Linked DNA regions of Homo sapiens: region 2 is linked to region 1. Evidence: chromatin loops called from intact Hi-C (ENCODE). Cell type or tissue: adrenal gland. All regions are shown on one strand. Links, peaks and the distances in the headings refer to the core of each region. The heading gives the core; the rest is flanking DNA.

Region 1 (2,926 bases), core at 202-2,701:
GAATGGCCATGGAAGAACAACTGAAAAAGAGCGGGGGCAGGAATAAAATGGAAAGAGAAAGATCACAGAGCCATAAAAAGGAATGGAATGTTGATACCTTCTACAACATGGATGAACCTTAGAAAACGTTATGCTAAGTGAAAGAAGCCAGACACAAAGGGCAAACATTGCAGGATTCCATTAATATGAAATGTCCAGAATAGGTAAATCCATAGAAACAGAAAGACAGATTAGTGGTTGCCAGGAGACGGGGGAGGAGGAATGGTGGGGAGTGACTGTCGGTGGGTATGGGGTTTCGTTCTGGGGTGATGAAAGTGTTCTCTGAATTATGCCTCAAAAAATAAAACAAAGGAAAGAGGAGGAAACTTACATATCAAGCAGTTTGACACACCAGCAATTTCTCTGAGTAATTACTTGCGTCTTAACACCAGCTTGCCTAGATGCTACTTCCATACTAGCTTGTTCAGACAACAGGAGGCATTCCGGTCTCCCAGTCAAGACACAAGTGAGCAGGTCAGCATCCTCACCATGTCCCCCTCCTACCGACTTATCACAGAGGGCCACAGGCCACTCTGGAAGCACACCTGACATAAAGCCCAGTGAAGGACTCCTACAGGTCTAGACTTGCTGGAGAACAGTACATGCGCATAGCCAGTATTTCATCCAAACAGACCTGGCAGCCTGTCTGCTTAATGAGCTCTGTGAGTCCAGAAATGAGTCCCACTTTGCTTAAATGGTCAATGTATTCAAATCGCCACCTATAACCTGCTTTAAAGCCACTCAATAATGTCCAGACAGGTCAGAATTTCCTCTCAAATGAGCTGATAGGAAAGCCAATATGGATATGATATAAAGTGATGGGAAAGGTTCTTTCCATAATAATCTTACCACCAGACTCCCCTAAATTTAACACACACCTAGTTCCTACTGGGGCCCCCAACACTTGTGCAAAGTGCTATGTGCTACGTGCAGTCCTGCAGGGACGGCAAGGGGAAGAGTTTACAATCTGCATGGGGAGCAAAGATTTACACATGAATAAAACCAAATGCTAGAGTGCAGCCTGGAGACAATTCACTTAGTGGAAATTCTAAGGAGGGACTCGACCACTAGAGGGCCGGAGTCAGAGGTGAGGAGGTCATGGGGTGCCTCAGCCTCAGTTGGACTTCTCACTTTCTGCAGTGGATGAATACCCAAAGCTCTCGCCTGTTGGACGAAGTCCCTGTCCGAAGGAAGCAGAGCCCCCATCTGCCTGCTCTGTCCCTCCTCGTGTCCAGTCCCTTCCCCATTCCTCCAGGGCCAAGGAGGCTGGTGGAAACACCTCCAGGTAATCAGCTCACTGGGGAAGACAACTCTGTGAAAAGTAAGCTGGATTAAATGGAATTTTAATTGAACTGGATGCTCAAAATTAAATGCTCTCTCAGTGGCTGCTCCTAGAGGGGGCACACTTTGAGCCAACTCATTTATAATCCCAACCATTATGCCATTTGAAAGAGGATGGGTTTTCTAGATTGGAACAAATTTGAAAAAAAAAAAAAAAGAAAGAAAGAAAAAAATGTAAAAGAGCAGGCGCAGGAGAATAAAGGGAGGGGAGAACACTTGCACAGAAAGCAGAGGTCAGCCAGGAAAGAAGTAATTACTGGCAAGATGGGTGTTTGAGTAACACAGCCCTTCCTCTCCCTTCAGCCACTCCTTGTGACCCGCCTGGGGAATGTTAACACAGAAAGGACGTCATTGCCCATCTGATGCTTTGGAACTAATTTAGCACAAACCAAGCTGCCATCCTTCTCAGGGACAGGGTCTGTCACCACCCAGAGGAGTGCTAACCTCAGCCACAATGAACAGAGCCCTGTCCAGGCGTCCTGTCTATCGAGCCCCTTAATATGCGGGAGAGAAATAGCTTGGTGTTTAGGCCGCATCAAGAAATACCTGCAGAGCCTACTGGGCGCACAGCCCTAGGCCACATAGCACACTAATGGAGCCAAGGCACCCCACAAAAAATTCTGCTTCCATTTTTTTTCTCCTGATAGCACTGCGGCCCTTCTCCACCAGGTGAACTGGATAGGGAGCACCCATGGCTGAATCATTCAATTCATTCCAGTAATTACGGATAATCTCAACCATGTGTAAAGAACTAGAAATGAGGGTATATGGGGGTGTGTTTTGTGGGGCTGGGGGTTTAAAAATTTATAAATTAAAAAAAAAAAACACACACACACAATGAGATCCTGTCATTTGCAACAACATGGATAGAACTGGAGATGATTAAGTAAAATAAGCCAGCAACAGAAAGACAAACATCACGTATTCTCACTTATTTGTAGGATCTTAAAAATCAAAACAATTGAACTCATGGACATAGGGAGTAGAAGGATGGGTACCAGAGGCTGGGATGTGTAGTTGGGGGTTTGGCGGGAGGTAGGGATGGTTAATGGGTACAAAAAAATAGTTAGGGCCAGGCACGGTGGCTCACGCCTGTAATCCCAGCACTTTGGGAGGCTGAAGTGGGCGGATCACAAGGTCAGAAGTTCGGGACCAGCCTGGCCAATATGGTGAAACCCTGTCTCTACTAAAATACCAAAATTAGCTGGGCATGGTGGCGGGCACCTGTAGTCCCAGCTACTTGGGAGGCTGAGACAGGAGAATTGCTTGAACCCAGGAGGTGGAGGTTGAGTGAGCCAAGACCGTGCCACTGCACTCCAGCCTGGGCGATAGAGCGAGACTCTGTCTCAAAAAAAAAAAAAAGTTCGAAAAAGACATGACACTATTTGATGGCACAACAGGGTGACTATAGTCAATAATAATGCAACTGTACATTTAAAAATAACTCAAAGACTGTAATTGGATTGTTTGTAGCACAAAGAGTAACTGCTTGAGGGGATGGATACCCTATTCTCCATGATGTGCTTATTTCACATTGCATGCCTGT
Region 2 (2,926 bases), core at 315-2,814, 47 kb before region 1:
CATATAAATTTTAGGATTGTTTCTTCTATTTATGTGAAGAATAGTGTTGGTATTTTGATAGGGATTGCATTGAATCTGTGGATTGCTTTGGGTAGTATGGACATTTTAACAATATTGATTCTTCCAGTTCACAAACATGAAATATCTTTCCATTTTTTGTGTCCTCTTCAATTTCTTTCATCAGTGTTTTATAGTTTTCATTGTAGATATATTTCACTTCTTTGGTGAAGTTAATTCATAGATATTTAATTTTATTTGTAGCTGTTATAAATGGGATTACTTTTTTATTTCTTTTTCAGATTATTTGCTGTTGGCATATAGAAATGCTACTGATTTTTGTATGTTGATTTTGTATCCTGCAACTTTATTCAATTTGTTTATCAGTTCTAATAGTTTTTGGTAGTCTTTAGGTTTTTCCAAATACACGATTATATCATCTGCAAACAAGGATAATTTGACTTCTTTCTTTCCAATTTGGATGCCCTTTATTTTTTTCTCTCATCTGATTGCTCTAGCTAGGACTTCCTGAGTCACAACTTTAATTTCAAAGAATTCTATTATTATTCAAGGAGATTGTACAAAATACATGAATAGTACATGCTTTTTCCTACTCAATAATAATTTAGAACAGAAATTAAAATTTCAATTTGAAGTTCTTATGCTGTAGTTCTAATTAATAAAAAGTATTTAAAATACCTTGAAGTGTCAACTGAAGATTTTAGAGCTTTAAATATTTTTATCATTCATCCTGTATTTTAATATGTAAAACACAGTAGAGTTTTGTGTGTATTTTTTTTAACTTAAAGACAGCCCTTTTAGTATTATTAAAATGTGAATAATTCAGATGTTCAGTGTGAACAGGCTAATTTTGAATTGGCATGATATCTCAATTAGTGTTGAATCAATATAAATGTTGTATAATATTTTTAAGTGAAATAAGTTTATATACTAGTTTTTAATGTATTTATTTGCATGTTTGTAGAAAACTTATGTTGAACACATGATAGTCATGTGACGACAGAGAACAACAAAGCTTTGAGCTTGTGAACTGTATAGGAACTACATCCTACAAGTTAAGGATCAATTCTGATACTATTGGGATTTTATACATAACTAAAAGACACTATTTTAACAGGATTTCTCCTTACAGTAAATGTTAAGTTACTCCAGGAAAACAAAACAAAAGAATACTATTATAAAGAAACTTGGAAGTAGACAAGGTCATTTGGTTTCTTAAAATATTCTGCCAGCTTCTTATTGGTATACTTATTAAATAATATACTCAGTTTGTACTAATTTAATTCAGTTATTGCATTGGCATTAAAATTATTTTTTTTTTCATTTGCAGACTTTCTTATAAAGGAAAGTAATAATCTGACTACTATACACCCATATAGTTCATTGAAACTTGTTTTTTGACATATCAGTTCTTTTATGCTGTTATTTGAATGTTTAAGTTAGAAGTTGATCACTTTTGGTGAACTAAATAGATTCCTGAATAGTACTAAACAAAAATCTTGCCAAGAGTAGTGATCTAGCCGAGGTGAAAACATTCAATAAGACCTATTTGTGTAGACAAAGATAATAGGCCTCTTTTTGTCATCTTTGTATTGAAATAGATTTTATATTGAAGCAACCACTGTGGACACTAAGAGTGAAAATATAGTGAGTGACCAAAGATTTACTCATATAAAAAGTAGATAATTTAGTATAAATGTGGGCAAAAAATTTAGTGGCAAAGAGGCATTTGTTTTAATATTCAGTGGGGAAGGAAAACATTTATATTAGAATTTTGTAAAATACCTTTAGCCACTAGGAGGAGTTGTACAGTGTCTCTTTTTTAGATGAAGAGACTAGCAGTTCAAAAAATTAAATCTATTTAAACAAACACTATTTTGATGACAGTGTATTTAAACCATGAGTGTTTACTATGAACTACCCTCAGGTGTCTGATACAGTGTCTGGCACGTAGTAGGCACTCAAAATGGCCTGTTTACTTCAATTAATATTTGATGTAATGAATTCCAGTGGAGTCAAATAATTTGGACAAATAGTTGGAGCACAGTGTCATGAAGGCTGGCCTGTAACATTGCTGTAGTCACTTTTTAAGTTTGTTCACAGGGGAGCCATTTATTTATTCTGAGCCCTATTGACTGTGCATATATTCCTTAACTTTGAAAAAATTAGCCAATAACCGTAGAATTCAAATAGCTTTATTATGGAAACTTACAAAATGAGAGTACATCAATGTCAGTGATGCTAGAAATTAGTTAATAGAAAGGAATTTACCTATTTTATTCTTTTTATCTTATTTATTACAAAATAATGTATATAAATGTTTGTAGTAAAAATTCAAACAGAAAAATATAGAAAGTTAAAGATCCTAGTAATGCTATCATGGAAGCAATGAACAACTAGCAGATTTTATATGTTCTTCGAATTTTGTATTAATTATATATATATAATTTTAAAACAAAATAGTTAAACTAGTCATGGCTTTATAACTTTTTTCCCACTAATGTGTTATGAACATCGTTATCTGTGTGTGTGTATAATCTACCTCTTCTTACATAGTATTCTTAGCTACTGTATCTCTATAAGTAACATAAAACTTCAGCTTATATTGGTTTGAATAATAAGGAAACTGATTATGTCACATAACGGAAATTGGATGGTTCTAGACACAGATAGTCATGGTATGGTTGTGCTTCTTACTGATTCTCCTTGTTATTATCCTCAGGCTGGTAGTGGGATGGCAGCAGTTTCTCTTCCTTGAGTTTTCCTAATCATTGAGAAACAGAATGGGATCATCAATAGTTAATTAATTAGTCTCATCATCAGGGTTGAGATGAATGTTGAGCAATTAATCATCATTACAAGTATTCCATGTACCATGATTTATTTAACTAATTTCCTATTAAGGTTT

The links. Hi-C counts contacts between places; a loop is a spot of excess contacts. Peaks named below come from ENCODE experiments on the same cell type or tissue, not always from the same donor. Only the 100,000 strongest peaks of a DNase experiment are listed, where the experiment ranks them.
Region 2: a loop joins it to region 1, with 2.1 times the contacts of the local background. A loop is called at or near these places in 67 of 110 quality-filtered maps.

The regions. Positions count from the first base shown.
Region 1 is chr2:46,553,401-46,556,326 of GRCh38, reverse strand. The region is part of intron 2 of RHOQ (ras homolog family member Q); the gene reads right to left. Among named protein-coding and RNA genes, the nearest start is that of ATP6V1E2, 12 kb to the right of the region's middle. In adrenal gland, for the core only: no CTCF peak of the experiment used is centred there; no DNase peak of the experiment used is centred there; H3K27ac peaks cover 2,001 bases.
Region 2 is chr2:46,600,450-46,603,375 of GRCh38, reverse strand. The region is part of intron 4 of PIGF (phosphatidylinositol glycan anchor biosynthesis class F); the gene reads left to right. It overlaps LOC124906003 (a long non-coding RNA gene), which reads right to left. Exons shown (of 2, transcript XR_007086307.1): 2 at 1-2,782. Among named protein-coding and RNA genes, the nearest start is that of PIGF, 15 kb to the left of the region's middle. In adrenal gland, for the core only: a CTCF peak has its summit at 1,801 (motif pointing right); no DNase peak of the experiment used is centred there.